4 separate regions of the Mus musculus genome follow, and all the other regions are linked to region 4. A link is a loop called in an ENCODE intact Hi-C map of the cell type or tissue named here. Cell type or tissue: left cerebral cortex. All regions are shown on one strand.

Evidence for each region. Hi-C counts contacts between places; a loop is a spot of excess contacts. Peaks named below come from ENCODE experiments on the same cell type or tissue, not always from the same donor. Only the 100,000 strongest peaks of a DNase experiment are listed, where the experiment ranks them.
Region 1: it touches region 4 in a loop (2.5-fold over the local background); 14 of 42 quality-filtered maps call a loop at or near these places.
Region 2: it touches region 4 in a loop (3-fold over the local background); 3 of 42 quality-filtered maps call a loop at or near these places.
Region 3: it touches region 4 in a loop (4-fold over the local background); 3 of 42 quality-filtered maps call a loop at or near these places.

Annotation. Positions count from the first base shown.
Region 1 is chr16:16,582,924-16,587,923 of GRCm38, reverse strand. The region is part of intron 1 of Fgd4 (FYVE, RhoGEF and PH domain containing 4); the gene reads left to right. Among named protein-coding and RNA genes, the nearest start is that of Fgd4, 15 kb to the left of the region's middle. In left cerebral cortex, a CTCF peak has its summit at 3,071 (motif pointing right); a DNase peak (open chromatin) is centred at 3,080.
Region 2 is chr16:16,558,114-16,563,113 of GRCm38, reverse strand. All of the region lies in intron 1 of Fgd4 (FYVE, RhoGEF and PH domain containing 4), which reads left to right. Among named protein-coding and RNA genes, the nearest start is that of Fgd4, 39 kb to the left of the region's middle. In left cerebral cortex, a CTCF peak has its summit at 2,755; DNase peaks (open chromatin) are centred at 2,846, 3,308, 3,505 and 4,596; H3K4me3 peaks cover 2,588 bases; H3K27ac peaks cover 1,894 bases.
Region 3 is chr16:16,868,052-16,873,051 of GRCm38, reverse strand. It overlaps Vpreb1 (pre-B lymphocyte gene 1), which reads left to right and starts at 3,797. Exons shown (of 2, transcript NM_016982.2): 1 at 3,797-3,986; 2 at 4,074-4,651. The coding sequence starts at 3,941. The coding sequence ends at 4,456. It overlaps Top3b (topoisomerase (DNA) III beta), which reads right to left and starts at 2,316. Exons shown (of 18, transcript NM_011624.3): 1 at 1,997-2,316. In left cerebral cortex, a CTCF peak has its summit at 2,377; DNase peaks (open chromatin) are centred at 1,909 and 2,299; H3K4me3 peaks cover 1,731 bases; H3K27ac peaks cover 1,272 bases.
Region 4 is chr16:16,355,935-16,360,934 of GRCm38, reverse strand. It overlaps Dnm1l (dynamin 1-like), which reads left to right and starts at 1,904. Exons shown (of 21, transcript NM_001360008.1): 1 at 1,904-2,171. The coding sequence starts at 2,070. In left cerebral cortex, CTCF peaks have their summits at 2,253 (motif pointing right) and 2,836 (motif pointing right); DNase peaks (open chromatin) are centred at 1,944, 2,323 and 2,831; H3K4me3 peaks cover 1,796 bases; H3K27ac peaks cover 1,044 bases.

The DNA of each region.
Region 1 (5,000 bases), 230 kb before region 4:
ATAAACTCAGGTTAACCTAAAATAGATAGTTGCTCACAAGTAGGTCCAAAGGCCTGTCTTTTTTGCTAATTTTAAATACTGTTATTGGAATTACCCATCACACTTCCCAAGATTAGAATATATTACAAAGTCAATATTTCAGTGTAGGTCTTGTATGTTAGCTCTTTTTCATGATATATTTCTCAGATATATTAACAATGGTATTTGAAAATGCTAGTGACTAAGGTAAAGAAAACGACTGATTTTCTCTAATAAAATAACTTAAATTTTTATCATTATCATTATTGTTGAGTTTTAACATATGATTAATTGATTCTACACAAGAATCTAATGAATGTACTAGTACATATTATTTGTTCCTATGTCTGGGGTTAATAAGTTACTCATCATATTTAATATATTAATATTCCTATATTTGTTTTTGTTAGTACAATATTCAGATATAAAAAGTATTTTGGGGGAGTTAGTTTTGAACCAAATGCAAGTAGGATAACATATAAATGTTCAAGTAGCTAAAATGGCTCTTCAGTTGTGATGGAATGTGCCTGTAATCTCAGCTCTTAGAAGTCTGAGACAGAATTTTTACAGAGCATGGAGAAACTCCATTAAAAACAAAACAAAACAAACAAACAAAACAGAAAACCTGGCAAAGCTCTAAGAGCACTGTGTCTTTTTAAAGTGGATGTGTGTTCACATCATTTATAAACTGTGCTTTGTAATTGTTACTTTCTCATTGTAAAGCTTTAACTGTAGCCTTCTAAATTGTAATGCTGTTTTGGTTTATGGATATCAAATAATTTATACCAAGTTATCAGTGAGGTGTTAAATAACTGTGGTAGCAAAATATGGTGCCTTAAGGAGCCACCAGTGCTTATGCCAAGGTTTGCCATTTGGGTGCCATCAACTACAGATGTATTGTGATTTGGACACCTATTGTCTACTGCAGTTAGCAATTTTTCTTTTCTACTTTATCCTAATAGTATCTTTGTCTGGCTATCCATCGTAAACAGCAGATGCCTGTAATATGTAATCATCTTTATAGTTGGGTAGTAACATTAATGTTTAAAGTTATTTTGCACTAATATAAAATTTGACACAAAAATAAGAAAAATAATCCTGACTTCTCTTTGAATATAGCTAACCACACTTATAAATATTGACATCTTCATTCTCTGCCTTCAGGCAGTTAGCTTTCATTACCCGGTCATCTACTTGCTAAGGTTCGTGAGCCTTTTCTGCCACTGTATTCTAATGTGCTCCTATACATTAGCATTTGCTTTCTCTATTTTTCTTTCAGGAGGCAGTACTATATTCATTTACTTAAAATTAAACTCGAACCATGCATGGTTGTATACTCCTTTAATCCAGCACTCTGAGAGACAGAAGCAGAAGGATTGCTATGAATTTGAGGCTAGACTGAACTTCATATCAAGTTTCAGTCCTAAAAACAAAAACCTTTGATTTTTATCTAAGTTTCCAGATGTTAGTAAAAATAAAGAAAATTCTAGACTAGTATTAATGCAAAAATGTTTTGAATCTTCTCATTTACCCTCATCTTGGTAAGAAATCTGGTGACAGTAAGGGAGAAAATGCTACCAACATGTCCAAGAAGTACTAGTAATGGTGGATTGTGTTATCCTGATGTTGTACTCAATGAAGGTATTCTTCAGAGGCTCTGTGGAGTTATATCACAGGTGACTCAGGCAGTGGCAATCTGTACAAGATATCTGCTGTGAGGTGGTATCTTATGTACATGGTAGGGAATCTGCATTTATGAAATCTCAACAGTATGGTTGTCTGTACAACAGTAAGACCTGTAAATGGCAACACCAGTTGCCATGTCAATGTATACCGGTAGAAATCTCACAAGTCCCAATCCCTAGATAAAAACCTGTGGGCAACTAATGACTTGTTGAGAGACTGACATCATTCTTCTCAAGGGATGAACCCCTGATAGGTTTTTCAATTCCAAGTGATCAGACCTAAATGCATATACATTTTAGCAATACTAAATGACCTCAGGAAGTTGTTTTTGTAAGTTTACATGTATAATGTATTATATTACATGTAATATATATTATGTATATACACATTATAATTGAAGATATGGGGGCATGGATTTGAGCAGGAATAGGATGGCATGGGAGGAGTTGGAGGGAGGGAAGGGAGGGAAAATAATATAGAATACTCACATATAAACTTCTCAAAAAAGAAAGAAGCTATATTCAACTTGACATTTTAGTGACAATGGTTATTAGAAGTTTGAATAATTTTAAAAAGGGGCAATGGAGATGGCTCAGTGGGTAAGCATACTTGTTGTGCAAGTATAAAGTCTTAGAGTTACAATTCCCAGCACCCAAATAAGAAGCTGGGTATGGAGGACCATTGCAGCTGGCTGACCACCAGTCAGCCTCATCCTTAGTGTGAGGCTCTGTCCCTAGGAAATAATGTGGAGAATGATTGAGTTGGGCACCTGATGCCTCTGCTGGCCCTGAGTCTGCATACAAGCATGTTTACCTGCAAACCATGTGAATGCACAAAACCACAGACATACATTATAAATACAGACTAAATATTTTAAAACTATTTTCTGGATCTTTACCTAAACCAGGGCACTTCTTGTGCTAAGATAGTATTAAAGGGAAGTTTTGACACTCTTTGGGCAGTGAACTCCAAGACACATGAAGTAGTGATGAATATTGTAAAGGGATCCTGAGCATGACCTGGTTCCACTACTGCACAGGTCATGTGTTAATTCAAGCCCTCCCCAGCCCCAGAGTTATTCAGCAGAACAGCTTTGAGTCCATTGCTAGATGAAGCCACTTTCTGCTTTCAGGTTTCTTTAAAATCCTATGCACAGTGTATTTTACCATTTTTTAGTGGATGCTTCTGAATTGGAGGATTATATAGAAATGAAGTTTGTCTTCATGCAAACAAGCTTTGGAAAGATGAAGGACAAGTCCTTGTGTTTGGGCTCTGCCCTCCTTGGCTCTGGAATGCAAAGCTGATAGTAAATGTCTGTTAACAGAAGGCAGTATTTGATCTTCAGGTCTGTGAATCCTCTTGCCACCAGGTGGCAGTGGAGAGGTGACCTTCAGGCTAAGGAAGCCTGTCAGTGGCTATCAGGGTCTAGGAGGTAGAGTCACAGAACTGCATATGCAGTTAGCATTGCAATGCCTTAGCATGTGGTGCCATTTATTTGCTATTCTAAATCTCCTTGTGAAATGTGTTACTTGGGCCTTATCACTTAAAAAGCATGAATGTTAACTGTGGAAACTTGTAAATTCAAAGGAAGTCCACATGACAGGGAAGGTATCTCAGTCAGCACAGTGCTCGCCCTGCAGCACTTCAGTTCCTGGACTGACGGTTTTGGTTTGGTTTTGTGCCAGGTATTAGATGCAGGCAGATCTCTGGTGCTTGCTGACCGGCCAACCTAGCCTGCAGCCTGATTTGCGTATTAACAAGAAAACTTTTCTCAACACAAACAACAGACAAAAATGTTGAGACACAACTGATGTGAGGTTGTCCTCTGCATCCCACATGCACCTGCACATGCATGTACCTTCACCCACACCTGCACACACACACACACACACACACACACACACAGTCCTTGACAATCTTGTTGCTTGGTTTCTAGTTCATTCCAGTAGCTGTTGTCGTGCTGTTGCTCATGAGTTGTTATCTATGGAGAGGGGTTAGTGACTAGAACATGTTCTAGATCTGATTGCCCATAGTCCTTCACATAGGCTCTATATGGCTCAAGCCAGATCAACAAGTCAATATGTGTTGATAACTATACTCTCCAGTTCTCTAAATGTCAGAAAATAGGCTTTCTTACCGCACCATTCAATGTCATAGGAGCTATTGCACTAGGCTGTGTGTATTAAATAGGAGCCATATATGGAATATGTAGATGCTTTCCTTTCGTACCTGCCTACCCTTTTCCTAGTCATTCTTTTTTTTATAACTGTACTTATTTTAGTGATCTGTGTTTACAACCAAATCAAGATGAAAAACTTTTAAGATGAAAGCTTTTTAAAGCTGTCTTCCTTTTGTTTGTCATGGCAATAGATGTTTTTGCAGTAGTATAACTATAAAAATTGAATATACAATGCTTTTCTACTTGGTTGTATGAGAGCAGGCAGTCCCTTTAGAAGTAGCTTTGAAGCATTGTTCCCATAGTCTAATAGGAAGCTGTGTGTACTTGTGTTTCTAAATGTAAGTATCCTGTGAACTTCTGTATCTGCAGTAAATATATCTATTCTGTGTACCTGTGTCCAAACAAAGCAATATGAGACAAATAAGCAAGCAAGCAAACAAACCCTCCAAAAATACCATTAAATTCCTTTTGTTTTTGCTTTTTATATGCTGGATTGGGAACTAGCAGTGTAAGATTTGCAGCAGCCCTGGACTGGATGTTGGTAAAACACAGATCCCAGCAGGACTGCTAGGGATAACCATCAGTGCTAGACAAGTTGCCCCCAGTAGGGAGCTGCTATAGCAGGCTCTGCTGGGCCTTAATGCCTGAGGAGCCTTCTAGTGCTTCCTTCCCTACCCCTCCCTCCCTCCCTCCTCCTCTTCCTCCCCCCCTCTCTCTCCCCCCCCCTCCCGGCTTCCTCCCTCCCCTCCCCACTCCCTCCTTCCTTTCTTCCTTCCTTTCTTTCTTTCTTTCTTTCTTTCTTTCTTTCTTTCTTTCTTTCTTTCAAGAGTTTAAGAAGGATTGGTTTCAAAGTCTGCTAATATTCTGCTGGAAATCTGTCTGCACCTGTTTGTTTGGTTGGTTTTGAGTTGGCAGGATTTTTATTGCTGTCTTACTCTCCCTCTGTGCTGTGTCTCTGCTTAGATTGTTGGACTCTTCTTGATTTAACTTTGGCAGTTTGGATGAGTCAAGGAACTCATCCATCTCTTAGATTTTCCAACTTAATGAAGTACATGTTTTCAAAGTATCCCCTTATACCATTCTGTATTTCTTGGTGTGTGTTGCTTTCCTGTTCGTT
Region 2 (5,000 bases), 200 kb before region 4:
GACTCTGGCAAAGCCTCACAGGAGACAGCTATATCTGGGTCCTTTTAGCAAAATCTTGCTGGCGTATGTAATAGTGTCTGCATTTGGTGGCTCATTATCGGATGGGCCCCTGGGTGGTTTATTAACTGTCTTAGGGTTTCTATTCCTGCACAAACATCATGACCAAGAAGTAAGTTGGGGAAGGAAAGGATTTATTCAGCTTACACTTCCACATTGCTGTTCATCACCAAAGGAAGTCAGGACTGGAACTCAAGCAGATCAGGAAGCAGGAGCTGATGCAGAGGCCATGGAAAGATGTTCCTTACTGGCTTGCTTCTCCTGGCTTGCTCAGCTTGCTTTCTTATAGAATGCTACCAGCCCAGGGATGGCACCACCCACAATGGGCCCTCCCACCTTGATCACTAATTGAGAAACTGACTTACAGTTGGATCTCATGGAGGCATTTCCTCAACTGAAGCTCCTTTCTCTGTGATAACTCCAGCCTGTGTCAAGTTGACACACAAAACCAGCCAGTACATTAACTATGTAGAAGAGTTACTAGACGGGGCATTTTAAGAGTCTTAAATTCTCAAGTCTTAAAGTAAGAGCTTTGGAAATTGAGAGTGTATTTATTTATAGTGAATTTTAGAAGCTTGGAATGGTCAATGATTTTAACCATTATACTATTACTTCTCTCACAAAATTTTCTTTAATATTTCCATCTTTTAAAAAAGTAGTCAAATAAGGAAGGAGACTAGCTGCATATGTATCAAAAGATGGCCTAGTAGGCCATCACTGGAAAGAGAGGCCCAGTGGACACGCAAACTTTATATGCTCCAGTACAGGGGAACACCAGGGCCAAAAAGTGGGAATGGGTGGGTAGGGGAGTGGGGGGGGGAGGGTATGGGGGACTTTTGGGATAGCATTGGAAATGTAATTGAGGAAAATACGTAATAAAAAAATTACAAAAAAAAAAGAATGGGTAATGGGAACATAAGATACAATATGTCATATTATACCTGAAGTCTAAAGAATAAATAAGCTTAAAACATTATAAATAAACTATGATCCTTTCTTTTTCTTAGGATCTTTGTACTGGATCTATCTGTCTTTCAACACCTTATACTCATTTTAATAATCTCTTGTAGTAAGAGTTTATGCTGTTTTTGCCCAAATAGTTCATCCACATTTCTTGACAATATTATTTTCAGGTTTCTTCTCCTTTTGTAGTCATTGTTGCTGAAATGAAATTCTGATGGGTTTTGTTTTTCAAGAGATATTAATAGTTGTGTGGTTTTCTCTCTCTAAAACTAAATGCTGACACTTTAAAGCAACATCCTACTTGGTTCTTTTGATTATTCTTATAGGGATAAATTTATTCCAGCTACAAGGGATACTTATATTTGTCCTTTTAATATTACAAATATTATATATTTTTGCCAATAAGAGAGCTCTGAAATGTTTGGTATAGAGTGCTGATAAAGGGAGGGAGGGCAGGTGAGCCTGCAGTACTGTGTGCAGTACTGATAAAGGGAGGGAGGGCAGGTGAGCCTGCAGTACTGTGTGCAGTGCTGATAAAGGGAGGGAGGGCAGGTGAGCCTGCAGTACTGTGTGCAGTGCTGATAAAGGGAGGGAGGGCAGGTGTGCCTGCAGTGCTGTGTGCAGTGCTGATAAAGGGAGGGAGGGCAGGTGAGCCTGCAGTACTGTGTGCAGTGCTGATAAAGGGAGGGAGGGCAGGTGAGCCTGCAGTACTGTGTGCAGTGCTGATAAAGGGAGGGAGGGCAGGTGAACCTGCAGTGCTGTGTGCAGTGCTGATAAAGGGAGGGAGGGCAGGTGAGCCTGCAGTGCTGTGTGCAGTGCTGATAAAGGGAGGGAGGGCAGGTGAGCCTGCAGTGCTGTGTGCAGTGCTGATAAAGGGAGGGAGGGCAGGTGAGCCTGCAGTACTGTATGCAGTGCTGATAAAGGGAGGGAGGGCAGGTGAGCCTGCAGTGCTGTGTGCAGTCTACCTGCTTTGTTTTCTTTTTATGTTTATCTTAACTTTTTTATCTTGTCCTTTTAAAAGTTTACTTTCTTGTAGTATTTTTAGTGCCCATGGAAAGAATTATCCCAGTGTGTGTTTTCTGTGTGGTAGGATTGATTTGCTTTTCATACTACAATCTTATTTTCTGACTTTTTAGTGAATGCAACTGAGAAACTGGCAGTTTCCCTGCTGAGTCAGCATGTAATCTTCATGTGTGCAGAAACAAATTTAAGTCAGTCATTGCAAACCTAAGATATTGCAAGCTTCTCATGAACACCTAAGGCTTTAGATATATTCATTAAAAACCTTCATAGCCTCTCCTCCCATTCAACAAAGAACAAAAAATAAAAATAAAAATAAAAAATAAATCAGTTTTTTCTTTAAACATTTGCTGTTTAAAACTTTACTTTATTTCCAATATAAGATATTCAGTATATTTAAATATATTTGTCTTTAAAAATCCCTAAACATACAAAACCAGTTTTCAGTTCTGTGGGCAATTATAGATCAGGAAATGACCCGCTGACGAAGCTTGCTTTTCTACACCATGCTATCTTGACTTTGCAAGTGAACTTTTCTGTTTGTGCAGTTATGTTTCTGCGACCTTTCATCCTTAGTCAGCAGCATGGCTCTCTGAAACATTAGGACTTTGTCCTGGCAAGCGTCAATTTGTAGAAAGCTTTTAGTTGGTCTGCACTGCCTGGTTTATATAGCCAAACACCTGCTGAGCAAGCCCTGTGAGTAACTGTGCATGCTTCTCCACTGGGGCTTTGCAGGGCGGGAGCACAAAGACTGTGATTGTTACCCAAGAAGCCTGAGTCACACACTTCTACCAATCGCCTTAGGAGGGCTGGTTACCATGGAATCCACCATCTGTTCACTCCCCGCTGCCGGAATGTGATTATCCTTTGGGGCTGGGAACATAGGGTTAGCAGGGGAGCCTGTGTAGTGTGAGATTATCGGCAGTGCACTGGGCTATTGGGAGATTTCATTCTGCTCACTGGAAGAACAAATGAAGGGAGTTGTTCTCCAGCCATTTGTGACTTGTAATCACAAGGAATAAATCAGCTTTTCTAAGGTAAGTAACCTAGCATTGCATATCTGATTTGTACGGCATTTAGTGTGAGCATATCTCTCTGTGGTCAAGGAAAGGAAGCACTAAGCTCTTGGGTAAGAACGCCCCCACCTCAAAGCTTGCACACTTGCCTTTTATTAATTTTAGGCAGCCTGTACAATTACATGTTGGAATTATCCTGTAATGCTTAAGAATATTTCCTGCCTGTGAATGTGTACTGTGATTCTTGAATGTTGCAGATAGACAGTCATCTCGTAATGGCTTCTACAGTGAATTACACCAGTGTTCTTGCTGAAATACACCCAGGGCTACAGCATGCTCAATGTTTGTTCTTATTTGAGAAATGACTCCATCAGTGGCATTTGTAGATTATACTCAAATTAAGGTTAATGTTGGGCCACATGTTTTAAGTGTGGTGCTGATGTAGTGTTTCAGAGCCTGTGGAAACAATGTGACAGGGCTGTAGTGACAGATGGCTCAGCCATAGGGAGGGGTAAACCAAGGAAGATGGCTTGCTTTTCAAGGGCTTCCTTTGTCATTGTTATTTCTTTTGTCCACAGCTACTTAAAATGTGTGTTGCATATTGTAAGCTGCGGATGGAAATTTTAGTTTTAACAAATGGATGACTGACATTTTTCCTTGTGGCTCAGAGGTTGGTAGCTCAAACAAGGCACTACTATGTCTTTTGTAAGGCAGCATTGTGTCTCCTTCCCCCAAACTGTGACCTAAATTATAAAAGTGTAAAATAAAACGAGCTGTATGCTCTGGAGACTTCTTTTGTGTCAGTGTTCCTGCCCTTGACACCCCAGCATTAGCACCCTGAGTTTAGCAGATCTGCCATTTTGTGTGCTGTATGAAAGACTGTAATTAGAGGTTTTGCCTGTGCAGTTCAGTCAAACTTGAACCATGTTGTATTCTTGGGTGTGCATCTTAGTGAGCCAGTGGCTACCTAGAGAACTAGAAACAGTCAGTGGGCACAGGAACTATGCTTTTTTTCTTTCTTTTAACAGGACAGAATGAGTTGACCGTAGTATTAGTCAAGGAAACATGCTTTATTTCATTAAGAGTTTTTGAAGACTGTTTTGTGGATTCCTGGTATTAACTCTAGTTGATGTAGTATTCTGCACTTACAGTTTTTGAAATATGCAAATTAATCTAGGTACATACTATCTTTAAGAAACAGCTTTCAACAATGGTAGACATGTATCTACTTGAAAGCTTCTTTAATAACTATAGTTTGAAGCTAATCTTGTGTAATTGAGGAAAAATTACTTCAAAATCAATAAACAATTTAAGGTTTATAAGGTCGAATCATGTACATTTGTGGCATTATTGTTGCTTTAATTACCCTGTATCTTGGAAACCAGAACTGGGGTAGTGGTGAAGTTGGGCCTTAGCTGTAGTTACTTAGGCCATGGAGTGGGTAACTAAAACCTCACTTCACCAGGTGCCTGTGTGTGAGTGAGCTGCTGCTTCCCAGTTCCAGTTAGCAAGGCGGTGCTTGTAAGTAGATGTCCGTCAGGGTTGTAGGTGTTGGCAGGTAGACTTGAAAGCACGTTCATTAAGATCCTGTTTGTTCAAGTTTCAAGCATAACAAATAATAAACACACAAAGTTTAAGTGTGATGAAAATCTTTTAGAAAAATCTTCACATAGAAAAGGAATAGGAAACATGGCCTGGCTTGATATAAAACAGTCCCAGTGCCCAGCTATCTTACCTACAGGAGCTCAAAACCCTCACAGAATCCCAGACAGATATGGACTAGTGGCAAGAAGGGCAATTAATCCTAAAGGGTTAATTGAGCAGTGATTCACTGACAACTTTATAATGGAATTTTTATTCTGCCTTATGTAAATAACCTGATGAGTATTTTCCTTTTCTAGAGTTAAAAAATATCTATATCTGGGTACACTTAAGACATACTCC
Region 3 (5,000 bases), 510 kb before region 4:
TTCCAGGACAGTCAGGGCTACACAGTGAGACCTCATCACATTAAAAACAGCAGCAGCAGTAGCAACAGCAGCAACACCTAACGTTACTGCCAGCAAACACTTCTATTTCTAGGCATTCTTTCTCTCTGGTTTCCAAGTTTTGGGAATTTTGTATCTCTTCTTCTCTTCTACAACCTAAGATCCAAATTATTGACTAGACTGACAAGTCCCTTCAGACACAGACACGCTGCCTTAGCCGGACTCTGTCACATATCCAGGTAAAGGTCAGTAATAGAAAGGCACAACTCGCTCTCAGCTGCCGTCCACTTGCCAGGCTATGCAGCTGCCGTCCACTTTGAATATACATTTATCTTCAGCTTTGACTCAAAACAAGTAAGTAGTTTTAGCACTTCAGCACAAGGGGACTTTGTAATGCTCTATCACTATTTCAAAGGAAGAAAAAAGATTTCTAATGCCAAGTATGCTGGCATACACCTGTAACTGCATCTTTCACGAGGCTGGATGCGGCAGGGGAAGCTTGAGTTTTAGGCTATACTCAGTTACATAGCAATAAGCTGTTTAAAACATTTTTTTTTTCTTCTTTTAAGGTACAGAACTAGACAATCCAGGGCCTTGACAGGAACATTTCCCTTTACCTAGACCAGATTCTACTCTAGAGAGCTTTTGTAACTGTGATTAATGTCAAGACTTCCCTAATTAAGGCTCATCTTCCATTTCAAAGTGAAAACCAATGAGAAAACCTGGACTTGATGGCTTATAAGCATCACCTACACACCACACTCACACTTTGTGACTCTGAAACAACACTATTCACTTAAGCTTTTGCTGTGTGTGTGTGTGTGTGTATGTGTGTGTATTGGGCAAAGACAGCGTCTTGTGTGGCCAAGGCTGGCCTCTTAACTATATAGCCACTACGGCCTTGATCTTCCTATCTTCAACTCCTGAGTGCTGGGAATTCAGGAGTACACCAAAATGTCTAGCCAAAATTTTTATATATGATCACTTAAATAAGACTCCTTAACATAAACCTACATGATATACCAAGTCTTTTCTGCCAAGGCTCTGACACTATAGTTTGTCCTATTCTGGAGTTAGGTAAGCAAAGGGCTATTTAGGTGTGGATTGCAAAGAGAGAATAGCAAGACAACCTGCCCATTCTTTGCCACACCTCACTAATCAGTGTCCCTTGGAAAGCACTGTAAATATGGAGGTTTCTTTTTGTATTATGTAGTAGTGGATTTAACTTGAGGAGCCCCAAAAGGGGTCAGCAAAGCATGGGAAATCTAAGAATTTAACACTTCAGTGACTTTTAATCACCTACAGATCCAGGAAAATAAGCCTGTCTCTTAACTCCTTCTTTGTATCTAGTATGCTGCAGCTCTGTCTACCAACATTGCTATAAAATAGGAGTTAAAGTTAAACAAACAAATAAACAGTTATTTTGTGTGTGGATATGTATGGGCACGCACATGCTGCCGGTCACAGGTCAGAAGACAAATTGTGGGATTCAGCTCTCTCTTTTTACAACGTGAGTTCCCGGGGTCGGAACCTTGGTTGTAAGAGCGCTGAGCCATCTCATCATCCTAGTTTAAAAAGCCAGAATAAATCGCAGTGCATAACAATTCAGACTAGCGACAAGGGACCTTGGCGAACGGTGAAAATTCCCCCCTTTCTCTGGCTATCAAATCCAAGTCGTCCTGGCTTTTCACAGTCCTGTTCCCAAAGGCCGGGTTCCAAATAGGTTAAGAGAGGTCATCCGTTCTTCCCTATGCATAACTAGCTGGCCCTCGACTCTAGCTCATTGGTTTACCCAAGTTTTCTCCTAATCTGCAGAGATCAAGTCCGAGAACAGCCTGGGTCTCCAGACAGAGCAGGCTCCGGGAGGCAGCGAGTGGAACCTTCGGATAAGAACGCAAACCGCAGGCCTGAGCCTCTGTGGGCAGCACAACTTCCCTGAGCCGGTTTCCCTACCCTCAACTAGGGGGAAACGTCTCACCTCGGGGCCGCGGGGAGCTCGTTGGAAAAGCGACCACTGCCCACTAAACGCGGCTCCACCGCCGCCCAGAGGCCCCACGGCGAGGGCTGGATGGCGAAAAAGCCGCGCCAGGGCAGGACCCTCCCCCACGCCCCCGCCCGGGTCGGAGCGCTGCTACCATTCCGGAAATGCCTGGGGAAAGCCAGCGTCTTCCGCTTCCTCGAGCAGCCAGCATCCCACTGCTCACCCGCCGTGCCGCTGCGCCTCTCGCTCCGGCTGTGCTTTCCCCGGTGGCCACTCACGAACTCACTTCCGGCTCTGTCCGTCTGTGGCGTCCCCTCATCTGCCCTCCGATGTCGACACTAAGGTGTCTGCAAGTTCCGAGGCTGGTGAGTTCCGGGTGCCTTGCTGTCTGCTTCCTGTTGGGAGCAGCAGGGGCTCCCCAAGTCTCCATTGTGTCTCCAAAAAATCATCCGGAGAAGACATTAATGACGATTGTCAGTATGATTACGAGAACTGATGAAAATATGCAATTAATGATTAAAATAAAAATGTAAAGTTTATTTTTATTTGATATGCATTGGTGTTTTGCTTGCATATGCACATCCGTGCGGGGGTGTCAAATTCCCTGGAACTGGGGATAGTTGTGAGCTGCCATATGGGTACTGGGAATTGAACCCAGGTCCTTAACCACTTAACCAGCCCAATAATTAAAATAATTTAAACATTTCAGATAGCAGGCTTTTTCAGTGTTAGCAACATCTGTGAGCGGGATGGTGGCTCTTACCAGGAATCAAGCAATCAGAAGGTTGAGACAGCGAGTTAGAGGTCATTCAGGGCTACATAGTGAATTTCATTCCAGCTTGGGACTATAGGCTATACAAGACAAAACAAAACAAAGCACCTTTTAAAATTTTGAAGACCACACTACTTGTGTTAATGTATCTGGAAGATAATATGTAATTTTTTTAGAGTATTAGAATTATGGAAGTTTTAAAATAGTTTTGATGACTTTATTAGCATACCGTTTTTTAATAGCCTGGTATGGTGGCTCACAACTTTGATCTCGGCACTTGGGAGGCAGAGAAAGGCAGATTTCAGTGAGTTCGAGGCCAGCCTCATCTGCACATTGAGTTCCAGAATAGCCAGCCAGAGCAAAATAGTGGGATCCTGTCTTAAAAAAAAAAAAAAATATATATATATATATATGTATGTATATATTCAGATTGTCTCATTATGTAGCCAAGGCCATCCTGGAACTCACTGGAACTCACTGTGGACCCAGGCTGGCCTCAAACTTATGTTTTTAAGCCATCCTTTTGTTACCAAGACTGGCTATGACAGCCCCAACTTGTCAACGAGACAAGTAAGAAACCTATAAGATGGCTCAGCAGGCAGACAGTGGCTGCCAAGCTGGCCATGTGAACACAAAAGAAATGAAAATAAAAATGTAATTAAAAGAGATAATACTAAAAAGCAGAGGAAGGAGATTTATTTAGTGTGCTCACATATGGTAGAGGAACATCTAAAGAGGCCCAGTGACTGCTCCCACACATATTTGGGGTCTGATATGAGGCTTAGGTTTAAGGAGAAAACTCTTGTCCCCTTTACCAGGCATTTAAAGTGAACTACAGATCTGCTTATTTGGGGCTCAGCCTCTCAAGGGGAGTTGAGGTCACTCTCCCTCAGGGAGACAAGCCCGCAGTCCTGGGTTCTGGCCCATGACGTTCCAGCAGGTGCTTCCTCCCAGAATGCTTCCCTGGGTCAAACCCAGAGCCACAAAGGCTTCCATTAGACCATTCTGGTAAGTGACAGAGTCACAGAGCCCAGAAAGCCTGGGAGGGTGGTGAGCAGGAACCAGGGGTGCAGTGACCCTCTCCCCAAAGCAGGGAGGAGAGTGCTTCCCAGCTGGTCAGGGCCCAGGAGCAGTGGCTGTAGGGGGCAGGGTGCTGCAGGTCTGGAGCCATGGCCTGGACGTCTGTCCTGCTCATGCTGCTGGCCTATCTCACAGGTAAGGAAACTCTTGGGGCCCAGGGCTTCTTTGCTCCTCCTATGGCCTTGCTCTGCCCCAGTGATGGACATGCTTCTATCTTCTCAGGTTGTGGCCCTCAGCCCATGGTGCATCAGCCACCATTAGCATCTTCTTCCCTTGGAGCCACCATCCGCCTCTCCTGTACCCTGAGCAACGACCATAACATTGGCATTTACAGCATTTACTGGTACCAGCAGAGGCCGGGCCACCCTCCCAGGTTCCTGCTGAGATACTTCTCACACTCAGACAAGCACCAGGGTCCCGATATCCCACCTCGCTTCTCCGGGTCCAAAGATACGACCAGGAACCTGGGGTATCTGAGCATCTCTGAACTGCAGCCTGAGGACGAGGCTGTGTATTACTGTGCCGTGGGGCTCCGGAGCCAGGAAAAGAAGAGGATGGAGAGGGAGTGGGAAGGAGAAAAGTCGTATACAGATTTGGGATCTTAGGCTCTGGAGACATTCAGACCCTGAACTGAAGACAGAGTTTGCTTTGCTCGGCTAGTCTGGTATGGGAAGGAGGGGTAGAACGTGAGGTTTTGCAGAGCCTAGAAGATGGAATTATGCAGCTTTTCCTTGTTCTGCGGTGTTGCTATGAGCCCCCATTGGAGGCTGGATTGTAGAATTAAAGCTGTTTTTACTGAATTTGGTCTGGCTGGTTTGTGATCTCAGAACAAGTTTAAGAGCTGGCTAGGTCAAAGGTCATGCTCAGTTTGGCCAGGTACCCATCTCTGAGGCAGAACATTTGTCTGAACCCTATTGTTATGATCACGGGGCAAATGGATGATAAAAGCATCTTGGAGGGGGACCTTCTTGCAAAGGATGGGGTCTCCTGTTGTCATCTCCACAGTTACCGAGCAAAGGAGCCCAGCAAATGCCATCCCTGGGCCTCTACTTTGGGGGAGAGCAGGTGCCAAGTGACAGGTGTGGAGCAGGTTTACCTCATTGTTACTAGAGTGATGATTTGGGATGGACAGACCTTTGTGTTACCTAG
Region 4 (5,000 bases):
TGAGTTAGGAATGGGGGCCTGTGTCTACTTTCAGATTATCTTTGTGTGTGTGTGTGTGTGTGTGTGTGTGTGTGTGTGTGTGTGTGTGTGTGTGTAATAATATTTAGGCCTCATCCCTTCCTGTTTCTTTCCTCTTATGTCTGATTGCTCTGGGCAATCCTGGCAGTAATGTACTGGTAGACTTTCTTAAGCACTGCCTGTGGGATTATTTTTTCTCTTACAAAAAGCTACATGATAATATATAAGACTATATGTGTTCTGTTACCAGAGAAAAGATAATTTGAGTAGGAACATATACCATACCAATCTATGACATGTTGGCTTTGGTAATATGTATGTATATCAATTTTACCAAACTAGCTCTTAGCACACAGTAAAAGACAAAGGAAAATCAAGTATAAATGCATCATTTTTCCTAGGGTACTTTATTTATCTCTGGCTAGGCTGGAGCTCACTATGGAGACAATAGAGCTGACTCTTGCCTCTGCCTTCTCAGTCTGAGGTTACATATATGCTGCTGCACTTGGTTTTGGATTCTGAAATCTTTGTTTTTAAAAGACAAAAGGGAAGGTCACAACATTTGCCAAGATGTCCAAAAATCACTTCTGGATCTTCAGAGTCTTTCATTTATGTGTTTTTCAAAACTTATTAACCAGCCACCATCTGTGTTCTGAACAGTAAAGCCTGTCTCCTATGGCATATGTTGCAGGTGAATGGTAAGTAACCCCTCCAGTTATACAATCCACAACTTTGTGACTATGAGTGCTCATGGCTATCATGAATAGATAGCAACAAGTTTTGCTTGGCTTTTCACTCCTCTCAGGCTGGGGAGTTTGTGGCTCTGAGTTACTGTTTTATTTATGTTTAACAGTCTTAAAATCCAGTATATTGTGATTATTTTGGTACCCTCATTACCCTCTGATATTCCCCCTTCCTTTCTAGGACTCCTTCTTCCCACCTATTAGTCCTAGTGGGTATACTAATAGAAAAAGCTAATCCCCAACTCCAGCAAACATTCACAGTTACTGCTCCTTTAGAAAGAATGGAGCTTCATGGGCACCTCCTGTTTCTATGATAGATAGCTGGAGGGCCCAATCTTGTGCAGGTATATAGTGCTATGTATTCAGGCTACAACTACAGCTTTGTAAGTAGATGACAGCTGCTCAATCCTTGGTTTCTTATATTCTTTCTGCCTTCATTTCTGCATTGTACCTTAAGTCGTAGTTGGTGTGTGTGATACGAATGTCTAGTTCTAAGGGCTTATCATTCACTCTCAGAACTTTGACCAGATAAACTCTCTTGGTGGGTAGGCTGGAGCGGTAGAAATGTCTGGAGACATTCTTTTAAGTTTTCCTATAGTTTCCTTGATTGCTCTTCATAAAGTAGTACTTCTCATAAGGAAATGACATTGGTTAATTAATAGACTCTATCCCTATTTTGGAAGGGGGGGGGGGTTCGAGACAGGGTTTCTCTGTGTAGCCCTGGCTGTCCTGGAACTCATTCTGTAGACCAGGCTAGCCTCGAACTCAGAAATTCGCCTGCCTCTGCCTCCCAAGTGCTGGGATAAAGGCATGCGCCATCACTGCCCGGCGACTCTATCCCTTCTTATAAACACAGGATTTCACTATGTAGTACAGACCTTGTTAACCTTTTGTCTAAGTCTTCCATGGTTGTCCATAAAATTGGTGTGTCCCAACTCCTGGAGGCATACTCATACATAACACTCTAACAATCATTATTCATCTAGCTGTTAGCTAGCATTTTGACTATAGTAGACTCAGATTCACGGTCTCAGCTTCCTTACCCGCCCAGTTCAGGTCGATACCTGAAACCTTCTAGAATAGGCCTTCGCGTTCCACTCAGCCTGAACTACATCTCCCGGCAGCCTTTGCGCGCCCACCTCTGTCGTGGCGCGTGGCCTGCCGGGAGCGGGCTGGGTGCTGGCCCGGCCCAATGGGTGCGGGCTCCCGAGGAAAGGGCGGAGGAGAAGAGGAAGCAAGCGGGCTGTGGGTCGAGTCCCCATTCATTGCAGTGGCCTGCTGGGTTGGGGGTCCAGTGTTTCGGGGGTCATGGAGGCGCTGATCCCGGTCATCAATAAGCTGCAGGACGTCTTCAACACAGTGGGTGCGGACATCATCCAGCTGCCTCAGATCGTCGTAGTGGGAACGCAGGTAAGATGAGGCCGCGATTGCGAGGCCTGGCTCGGCCGCAGGCCTGCAGGTGTCGCCAGGAGGAGGCCGGCAGCTCGGCGCTCCGCTCTGCTCCCGGGCGCTCAGCGGGACTGAGTGGCCCTGCAGCCTACAGCCCGGCGCGGCTTGGCCCAAGGGCACTCGGGGGACGCGCGGGCGGGCGTGTGGGCGGCTGTCGCTTCCTTCCGGCCGCTGAGGACGCGACGGACTCAGGAGTTGCTGTGAGCAGACAGGCAGCAAGCTAGTGGTGAGTCGGTGGCCCACGGAGCTATTACAAAGTAAAAATAAGATTAAAAGAAAATCCCGGGTGTAGTTGGAGGCCTAAAGTTAGGAAGGAGCACCATGACTTTGGTGTTTGTAATTTTGTTACTGTGACCCAAATTTGGTATAAGGTTCTCAGGCCTTATGTGGGGTATTGGCGATAAGTCCAAATTTTGTATGAAAGAATGTTGAATAGATATCTAGAATAGCAGAGATATGTGAGTTTCATTTTTTAAAAAAATGCCTGCTTTGAACTGAAGAGGAGCAACAGAACTTTAGGGGAGGAGGGCGTTTTTTGTTGGTTTTGTTTGTTTTAATGTTTGTGAGTACGCCGTCGCTGTCTTCAGACACACCAAAAGAGGGCATCAGATCCCATTATGGATGGTTGTGAGCCACCATGCCACCATGTGGTTGCTGGGAATTGACTTCTGGAAGACCATTCAGTGCCTCTATCCTCCTGGGGAGAATTGTTTTGTTTTGTTTTTGTTTTTGTTTTTTTTTGGGGGGGGGGCGTCGAGACAGGGTTTCTCTGTATAGCCCTGGCTGTCCTGGAACTCACTTTGGCCAGGCTGGCCTCGAACTCAGAAATCCGCCTGCCTCAACCTCCCGAGTGCAGGGATTAAAGGCGTGTGCCACTACACCTGGCGAGAATTGTTTTTGAGATGAGCCCTACTCTGTACTTCAAGCTGGCTAAGAATTTACCTTGTTACCTGAATTGGCTGAAACTCATAGCACTCCCCCTGCTTCAGCTCCCTTGACTGAAAAACTACCATGCCCAGAATTTTTTTTTTTTTTAATTTTTATGATGTGAGTGTTTTCCCTGGTGCTGGTTAGAAGAAAGTATATGATCCCCGAAACTGGAGTTACAAATGATTGTGAGATGCCATGTGGGTGCTGGAAACCAGGTCCTCTAAAAGAGCAGCCTTTGCTCTTAACCTCCAAGCCATCTCCCCAGCCCCTTTATAAACATACTTTTAGGTGCTCCCATTTGTTAATATTCTTTTCTTCTGAGGTGATGGGTGATTTCTCTGTTTTCCATGGGTTGTATGGCTACATCTTAACTACAGAAAGTGTATAAATATTATAAGAAGAAATAAATTAGAGGATATCCATATACTTCAAACCATCCTGTAGTTTATTATTATTATTGGCCTTTAAATATTTAAAGCAGTAGGAATTATTTTGGGGCCATTTGCTGGGTTGGCATAGATAGTTTTCGGACAGTCATGTCTGCATAATCCAGCATTAACACTTGATGTTGGCTGTGCCCGAAGACCAAATTATCAAGTGTACTATTTGGTTTTTTGTTTGTTTTGGTATTTTGTTCCTGCGATCTTATAGAAGATTTTCAGTGATGCATATTATTCATTGTAACGAGATATTTAGTTTTTAAGTTAATTTTTACTTTATGAATATTTGCCTGTGTTTATGTATATGTATATGTATCAAATGCCTGTTAATTCCTTTGGAAGCCAGAAGAAGGCAACTGATCTTCTGGAACTTGCCATACAAATGGTTGTGAACTGCCATGAACATGCTGGGAACTGAACTTAGGTCCTTTGCAAGAGCAACAAGTTCTCTTAACTGCTGAAGTATCTCTTCATTGGGACTTTTATAATAAGAACTATTTTTTGTAAATAAAATGAGAAAAGATGACTTAGTTAATTTTCTTTCATAACAATCAAGAATTGTGATCTAGCTTTAGAGCAGAAACCTTATACTCTTAAGAGATTTCCAAGTACATTTTAACCAGTAAAAGAATCAGGGATATAGTGAATCAGATTAAAGAGATTAAAATCAAGATGGGCTTTCTTACACACAACAGTGTTAGCCAGTAGAGGAGTAATGGAGGGAAGAAGGAAGGCCTTTGAAACTCAGCTTTGATGATCTTACTATCTAAAATTTAATTTAATTCACTTAAATCAACATTTCTTAGCCATTTTGACTTATTCTTTTGAGAACAGAAGAATAGATTCTTTTGAGAAACTATTGTCCATTATTTGAATGAGTTTTTTTGACCCTTGAGGTTTTTTTTTTTTTTTTTTCAGTTCTTTATATCTTCTGTATATTAAGTTTCCCTCAGCAATATAGCTGGCAAGATTCTCTCCCATCCTATGAATTTTCTCTTCAGTTGTTCTACAGAAGCTTTTTAGTTTTATGAGGTCCCACTTGCTAGTTTTAATTCTTAGACAAATGGAATCCTATTCAGAAACTCATTTTCTCTACCTATATCCTGTAAGGAACTGCCCACGTTTTCTTCTAGCAGTCTCAGGGTTTCAGATTTTACATTTAGGTCTTTGATCCATTTGCAGTTAGATTTTTGTGCAAGGTGATAGACAGATATGATCCTCATTTTGTTTTTCTACATGTGGACTTCCAGTTTTCTTAGCACTATTTCTTGAAGATGCTATCTTTTCTTCACTGCATGTTTTTGGCATCTTTGTCAAATATCAGAAGGTGGCTGTAGTCACATGTCCTCCTGTTTTTGTTTTCTTTGTTCTGTTGGTCTATGTATCTCTTTTTGTGCCATTACTTTACTAAGGCTCTATA